Regions from separate parts of the Homo sapiens genome. Here region 2 is linked to region 1. The links are chromatin loops, found by intact Hi-C in ENCODE. Cell type or tissue: PC-3. All regions are shown on one strand. Each heading gives the region's core, and the rest is flanking DNA. Links, peaks and the distances in the headings are about the cores only.

Region 1 (4,610 bases), core at 1,042-3,541:
GGACAAGGGTCACATTCACTATATTAGCACATTTATAACTGATTTTAATCTAAAAATACTGATTACCTTTGTATTTACAACAATTTTGTGAGAGTTTTGCATATTGAAATGCATTTAAAATATTTAGGAAAATTAGATACATCAAAATTTTTATTTCAATGAAATGCTTAGAGACATTGTGATCAATATTTCAGTGTTTGGAAAATTTAATTTGTTGGAGCACTAGTTTTTGATTGTTAGTTGCATTGAGTAGATAAGTAACCTATAGATACTTGAGAAATGTTGATACTTTTGTTTAAATAAATGTATATTATTTAATTCATAAAACTAAAAAATGGGCATTAAAGAAAGTGCAAAGAGAAGTGTTTCTAAAAGCAAAAGAGGTCTTTCTAAAACCCCTTTGTCATCAATTATCATAACTATCAATTATCATAAGGACATAGTTTCAAATCCCCCTCAACACACCAAGTAATTGTGCTCAATTTCTAGTTGGGCAAACTAAACTTCCTGAGACTCCTTTTTCTTCTGTGTATTACATCTGAAGGTTGTTTCATAAGAAAATAAGACATTTAATAATTTAAGAGAGACAGATCTAGGCTTAGAACTGGTAAAAAGTAGAAATTCAATAAATGCAATAGAAAGGTGACTGAAAATTTAATATGGCAGAATAACTTGATTGAAAAATGGTTGTCTGTGTCATAGTATCATTTCCTTCATTTAATTGGTTATAAGGCCAGGCTTGGTGGCTCACACCTGCTATCCCAACACTTGGGAGGCCAAGGTGGGAGGATCACCCAGGAGTTCGAGGCTGAAGTGTGCCATGTTCATGCCACTGCACTCCAGCCTGGGCAACAGAGCAAGACAGACTGACAGGAAGGAAGGAGGGAAGGAAGGAAGGAAGGAAGGAAGGAAGGGAAAGAGAAAAAAGAAAGGAAGAAAGAATATATTTAATCATAGAAGATTCTCAGATTGTCAAAATTTCAAAATTATAAAATGAATGAAAATTTGATTAAAAGTTCAGAAATCACGGTACTAACTAATAATCTTTTCAATTTGGGAGCTGAAAAACACGGGTATTCTTTTAAAATTAGTTCAGATACAGCACTTAGAGGGGTTAGTCAATTGGTGTATATGTAATATGTATGTATATATGTATATTTAATAGAAGAGATTTTACAAGGCCTTTAAACTTGTGAGAATAAAAAACTATTTTGAAAAGCTATGTTGATGCTTAACAACCCAAGCTATATCCTTATAAAATAGAAAAATTCACATTTGAAGCTCAATCCTTAAGAATCATCATTTTTCTCATAAAATTTTCTGAGCTTTATATAATAGCCCTAGGCAGGAACACATCTGACTTGTACTGAATTTTTAGACCTCGATGTATTTACATAAATAATCCAAAGGGAAATAGGTTGTTTCCAACAGCTTTAATTAGTTTTCCATATATATAGGTCATAACTGGGTTTTACTTAGATATTACATTTAGTAATGGCTGTTAAATATAAATTGAGTGTGTACCTGGGAGCATTAATTCATAGACATCTCACAAAGAATATGGAACATCAACACAGCTTTCCCATTACTCAAACTTTTATCACTAGCCTGAAATTGACCGACTAAATGACTGTCGTGGGTAACACATAATGCTGTAAAACTTATTACAGAATAAAAAGCTTGAGGGATCATTGGAGTGTTTAACATCAGGACTGGCTTGTTTTCCCATTACACTTGATAAAAGAACCAGCCAAATTGCCTTGAATGAAACTTTATTAAACAAACAATGTCAGTTCTATACCTATGCACTCCTCTAGGAGAGTGTGGATTATTTTGATCATAATAAGAGCACTTCCCAGCCCTTCCTCATGATTTCTCTGGACAAGAGACCCAAATGATTAGCATGTAAATGACCTGTCATATTATTAAATTGTTATTGCAGTGAATTAATACAATTAAGCAAGTAATATAATTTCAGTGCAATCTTCTTTACATTAAAATGCCATTCCCTTCTTTCTTCCTGTCTAGCATAGCAAAAAAGAGGAAAGAAAAAAGAAAGAAAGAAAAAAGGAAGAAAGAAAAGATAATGATTTTAAAGAATTTTCAGCAAAGAATTATATTCAAGGTCTGAGAGCCACAAGAGTCTAAAGATAAAAGAAGAGAAAAATGCTCTGGGCTTCCGACCTGTGACATTCTGCACAGTCCCGGGGCAGAGAGCCAAGCCTCTACTGTTTTGCTGCCAGGGAGTTTAATAGAAAGATCTGCTCTTTGATCACTGTGTGGGATTCTGTGACTGAGGAAGAGCCCTGGCCCCTCTCCTAGCACCACCAAAGCCTCTGTAAAACTCTTATGTGGCTTCCACCAGGTGGCAGCAGGAAACAAGGTTTGCACAAAAATTGATGTCTTGGTCTAGAGTAATGAACGCATTAAAAGAAAAATGAATTGCCACAGTCCTGTGAGAATTCATATTAACAAACTCTGCTTTAAGAAAATAAAGTCTCCTGTGAAAATTTTTCTCAAGTGTGAGTTGTTGCAGCAAAAGAGAAATTTCAACTTTCAGGGGATCTTAAAATCAGAATGTAACATTTTGGAAACAGACGGATCTGTGATACTACATCTATGGTCACCTACGGAGTGTCAGATCCTGGTTTAAAAAGCACTGGCTTAAATGGTAAGGAAAGAAGGTATTTTTTTCTCTTTCCCTCTTAAGAAAACAAGTGCAATTCATGGAGACTCTTAGTTATGTAATTTCTAGAAATTAACACAAGTGACAGATAAAGGATTTGCTGAGTACACAGTAGGTATTCATTAAGTAATTGTATTTCTTTCTGCACTTTTGCAGAAAGTGTGAGTCTCCAAAGACTCCTGCGTCCCCAGAGACTTCTGAGAGGCTCTAGAGATAAGTCACATAACTGCCAAGCTTGAATGTTCTAAGAAATAAACATTATCAACCTCTTCCTTCAAATGCCAGTATTTTATTTCATGCATAAAAGGAAAGGTATGCAGAATGTTTGAATGTTTCTGCCCTTGGTGGAAATAGGGACTGCTAGTCTCTTCAGGGAGTAAAACATGTAAATCTCAGTCCACTTTCTCCTCTCTGCCTCTGGTTTCAGTCACCTTCTCTTCCACATGCTAACCTACCTGTGACTCCTAATTCTTCACTCCCACCCTCGGAATGTGCATCATTCCTGCCTCGTTTTCTCCCTTACAAATGTGTTCATGCTATGAAGGGAACCGAAGTGGAGTCAGAAGAAACCCACTGCCCCCCACTCTGCAACCTTATGTCATTTCTCTAATGTTATTATGAAAGGTAACTGAGAAAATGTCAGTGTCAGCCATAAATTATCATGTGCATTTAAGAAAATCATTATTTTTGAGCGTCTTCCTATGTTGCTTTCCTTCTGCTTTCAGGTATCTCCCATCTCGACAAAGCAACACAACAAAGCAATGGGATAAATCTGCTGTCCCCTTAGGGTGCAGATCCTCTTCATCCACTGATCTGGAGTGGACAGTATACACCAGTGTCCTGTATACCCTCTTTATTTCCCCTTGTCTTTTATAATGTGACTGTCCCAGAATCTAAAGCTAATGAAGTGCATTCTCTACAACCACCAAGAGAATCCCAAAGTTCAGGCCGGGTGCAGTGGGTCACGCCTGTAATCTCAGCACTTTGGGAGGCAGAGGCAGGTGGATCACGAGGTCAAGAGATCGACACCAGCCTGGCCAACATGGTGAAACCTCATCTCTACTAAAAATACAAAAATTAGCTGGGCGTGGTGGCACACACCTGTAGTCCCAGCTATTTGGGAGGCTGAGGCAGGAGAATTGCTTGAACGCAGGAGGTGGAGGTTGCAATAAGCTGAGATGGTGCCATTGCACTCCACGCTGGTGACAGAGTGAGACTCTGTCACAAAACAAAAAAAAAGAAAGAAAATCTCAAACTTCAAATCCAATGGCCTTTCCTTGGTCCTCATTCTCTTTGCTTTCTCCTTAAACCTGCGAATCCCCCACCTCCCTGAAGCTCTCTCTCTTGACTTTCATACCACAATGAGCGTCCTGGTTCTCTTCCACATCAGCTTTATTTGATGCCTTTTGCGTCTCTGACCACACTCCTCCTCTATCTCCTTCCCTAGCCTCGCCTCATATGCCTTTGCTGTGGATATTACAAGAGATGCAATCAATAAGTGTTCCCTCCAAGTTGCTCCTCCCATAACTCATAAGAGAAAAACCTCACTAGCTTGGATTTTCCCCTGGGCTTCAGTCTAGCGTCCTCAGTTTCTGGGTGTTCACTGGATGCCCTTCAGCCCTTGTCATCTGGGCCAAAATACAAGTATTGTTCTAGTTCTGTTGGTCCCAACCCTGACTTAACCCTTTTAGCTTTTATCCACAGCCACTCAGTTCCACTGTTGTGATTCTTATTTTGAAATGGCTCATATATCTCTTCCATTCATTCATCTCTTCCTTTCATTCTATTCCTACTGCAATGCCCTTCTTTAAAAGCCGGCCTGATGACTCCCACCTGTAATCCCAGTGCTTTGGGAGGCCAAGGCAGGAGAATCCCTTGAGCCCAGAAGTTCAAGACCGGCCTGAGCAATGTAGTAAGACTCCCA
Region 2 (4,164 bases), core at 1,265-3,764, 2.0 Mb after region 1:
GTACAGATATAAATATAAAAATTTATTTTATTTCACACAACACTGGTTTTGAGGCTTAAAATTACTATATACGCTGTTTTATAACTTTGCAAGTAGTAAAAAATGATAAAGTAAAGCACTTCACAAATCAGGACTAGAGATGGGAAAATCTTTAAAGTACATGTTTTATTTCTTCATCCCACTGACATCAATCACTAAACAGACAACTTGCACAAGTTGGATCTCCATATGTTTAATATTTTAAAGAAAAGCACATTTGAATTAAGAATTTCTGAGCCTAGATTCTCTCCTGATTCTGTATACCATTTACAACAAATACAAAAATCTACTTTTTAAAAACAGATGACATGTGTAGACATGTCACATTTCTTCTCTTTCAATCATAAAAAAGATTCACAAGACTAAAAATTAGCCGGGCATGGTGGTGGGCGCCTGTAGTCCCAGCTACTCGGGAGGCTGAGGCAGGAGAATGGCGTGAACCCAGGAGGCGGAGCTTGCAGTGAACTGAGATCGGGCCACTGCACTCCAGCCTGGGCGACAGAGCAAGACTCCGTCTCAAAAAAAAAAAAAAAAAAAAAAAAAAAGGAAGCTTTATGTAAACTTTAAGACATTTGAGTAAGTTTTTGTCTAGAAGAATTTACTAATAAGGAACAGTGAATTAAATCTCAAAGAAATTATAGAACTTGAAAGGTTTTCCCACTTAAAATAGACAAAAAACATATATCATCATGCATTTCCTAACAATAAGGATATATTTTGAGAAATGTATCCTTAGGCAATTTTGTCTTTGTGCCAACATCATAGAGTACACACTCACAAACCTAGACAGTGTAGCCTACTACACACATAGCATAGACTATTTGGTATGGGTTGTTGCTTCTGGGCTACAAACCTGTACTGCATGTTATTACACTGAATACTATAGGCAATTATAACACAATGCCTCTTTGTGTATCTCATCATACTTAAACATGGAAAAGATACAGTAAAAATATAATATACAAGATGAAAAATGGCACACCTATATATGACAGCTCCATTATAATTTTATGGAACCACCAACATACACGTGGTCCATCATTGAACTGAAATGTCATTATGGGGCACATAACTGTAAGATTTAAAATATGATATGCACCAAACAACTTTGATATCATCTAAAATGATACGTTGTAGGTTTATAACTGCATAAAGGTTAATAAGACCTAAATTAAATTTGTGGATTAATTTTTTTGCCCAATTTTGCCATATATTGATGGTAAAGAGTAAAATTTGAACAATGATTCTTACTTCCTGAATATCCGTGCCTATAATAAAATCGAGATTATACATTTCTCTCCAATTAGTTAATAATTATTAGTTGCATTAAGCAAATAATGTGCTATGCTTTATCAACCAATGAATTTTGCTTGCCTAAAGCTCCTTTTAAGTTTAAATTGTTTTCATTAAGACAAGTTCATTATTATGTTCAAGGTCTCTATAAACCAGCAGTATTTGCTTTTATATGCATTTACATATTTTACATTTAAAATACACCATTTTGGGAGAAGTATATGAATTGAGGAAGAGAAAATAGACTAATATACTATTGCTTAATATTGTTGCGTTAGTTACTTAAAATAATTGCACTGGAAAAAGACCTTTCTATAAACTTGTAAACAACTTAAATTCCTTGAATGGTGTTTTAGAAAATATATAAATATACACATTTTTACATATAATACTTAATATATGTGCTATATTAAATATGTATCTATGTACTTTATAACATGTATTCAAATGTTTTTATAAAACATATGAACAAATACATATATATTTATACACATATATATTCATGTGTGTGTATATATACACGTATAAAATCGTATTTGTTAGAGAATATGTGAATTAATTCAAAACACATTTCCCAAATGTGTTGGTCAATGAAATTATAGGTTAATAGTTCTACTAAATGATGTAAATTGGCCTTTATGAGAGATCATTTATTTAAGTGAAAATTCAGTTAACTCTAAAAAGTGAATTTATTAAGCGCTAGCTTAATCTCCTCATCATTTAGAACTGCACCATCAAGGTCTTTATAATATGTTCAAATAAATGCAACTCCCTAAGAGTGAAATATTTTCTTTAAACTTCCCACGTGTGTCCCGTGTATCTACATTTACAGGAAGGGAAGATACACGATTTGTTACATCAGCTCAGCAGCAGTTCATTTTCGCTATCTGCAAAGAAATTAGATTATATTTTTACATAACCATAGTGATGAGCTTTGTTTTCAAGTTTATTCTAGTCTGCTTGTACAACACATAGTATTAACAGTTTTTATATGTCTGTCGACAGAGAAAAAGAAATAAGTCATAAGCAAATACATATTTGAAATGCAGTTGTTGTGAAATAAACATCTTCTGTCCCTCATATTAAAAAGGTATTTAGGAACAGAAAGTTTTAGCATACTCATCACATTTTAAAAATGTGTACCAAAGAAAAATGATAGTTTTAGATTTTCATGCTACTTTTTGTCTTGTGATGACCTCTCCTGGTTGAGTTGCTCATTATCTTAGATTCATGTAGTTTCCATCTTTTTCTCCTTTGAATGTTTTATATTAAGAATATAACTATCATACTTTTCTTCAGAGCTATATATAATGTAAATAAAAATGTTCATTAATGTAAAGTACAGTTGATATTTAAAGTACTGAATCCATGAAACTCATTCTAATCAATAAAGTTCTGTAGCATCCTTATTATTTAATTCATTTCCAGGATATAGGGCAACTTTGCATTTTGGTCACACAGTTTAAATTCAAACGAAATAAAAAGCCACCTTAATTAAGCCATTACACATTTTTAAACAATAGAGAATGAAAGCCAAGTTAATAAAAAATCTTAATGGCCATAACTATTAACCATCTTAAAAGTAATTGTTTCTATGTTCTCTGTCTTCAAATTCTAACTATAAAGTTGAAAACTCAGAAAATATTTATGAAATAACAACTTTTTTATCTTAAAATGCATTAACCCAAGGGCTGCCAGTGTTCCATTTGCTACTCATGGCAGATGTTTCAGATGGACCCATCAAAATTAAAGTATACAGAATGATGGAACACAGAACCCAGGAAAAACCCTGGATATGAGGACCTTCAATCAGTGAATATAATAAATTTAATATATGAGGAGTTTATTTTCCAGGAAAAGTGGCAGGAAATTCTATACAACCAGACCTTGAAATGGAAACAGAAATTTCATCAAACTAGTTTCCCAGTGATAGAGTTACATATTTGTGTAAATATCAACAGCAAGCATTATATCCCCAAAATTTGTTTAAATTTATAAAATTGACATAAATATTAACAATATTTAACTCTTTGTGATTTAACTTGTGTTATAAAAAATGCTATACAATGTTTTCAAGTTCATTACAAACTTAGATTGCCAGTTAGTTTATCTCCTTATCTTTACACATTGTGGGAAAAGAAAAGCTAATACTGTACTTAGGAAGATATGTCAAAACAGTAATACTGGCTCATAACCGGATATTATATAGTAGATTCCTTATTACAACTTATAATGTCCTTTTTCAATGCTATTCCTGTTGATATTTACCACTACAATAAGATCATTATTAACAAAGATGCATTAATACATCCCAAAATCTTAGAAACAAAGACTACTTCGCATATGACGAATTCTGGAAAATATTAAACTTTTCTTTTCCTAAATGGACAAAAAAATCTTCCTTTTAAACTCTGAAATCTCCACGATAATTCTTTATCAACTTACTCATTCTCAGAAACTAGTATGCGCTTATGAATATTATCCTAAGATTCCTATAGGCAGTCTTTCTAGTGTTTAACTCTTTCTGAACCAAAGGAACAATCATGCATTTCCTCTCTACATGCACAGTATGCACTTCTAAAGGAATGCAGAAAATGGGCCAGAATCTTCCATTTCTTTCTAAACCTCATGAAAACAGGGGCAGTCTTAAACACACACACACACAAACACACACACACAGTTGATTAAAATGCAGAGATATACATATTGAATATAATTATTTTCCTGAAAACCCTATTAAGAATCTGTTTATTACTACATTAACGACGCTTTGCACTGAGTGTCCCAAGTACCGTACTGCATCAGTCATATCCATGATATCAAAGTATCAAA

The links. A loop is a pair of places that touch in the nucleus more often than their neighbours do. Peaks named below come from ENCODE experiments on the same cell type or tissue, not always from the same donor. Only the 100,000 strongest peaks of a DNase experiment are listed, where the experiment ranks them.
Region 2: it touches region 1 in a loop (8-fold over the local background); 3 of 110 quality-filtered maps call a loop at or near these places.

Annotation. Positions count from the first base shown.
Region 1 is chr7:148,081,999-148,086,608 of GRCh38, reverse strand. The region is part of intron 15 of CNTNAP2 (contactin associated protein 2); the gene reads right to left. Among named protein-coding and RNA genes, the nearest start is that of C7orf33, 510 kb to the left of the region's middle. In PC-3, for the core only: a CTCF peak has its summit at 2,375 (motif pointing right); a DNase peak (open chromatin) is centred at 2,358.
Region 2 is chr7:146,117,540-146,121,703 of GRCh38, reverse strand. All of the region lies in intron 1 of CNTNAP2 (contactin associated protein 2), which reads right to left. Among named protein-coding and RNA genes, the nearest start is that of CNTNAP2, 2.8 kb to the right of the region's middle. In PC-3, for the core only: a CTCF peak has its summit at 2,537; no DNase peak of the experiment used is centred there; H3K27me3 peaks cover 336 bases.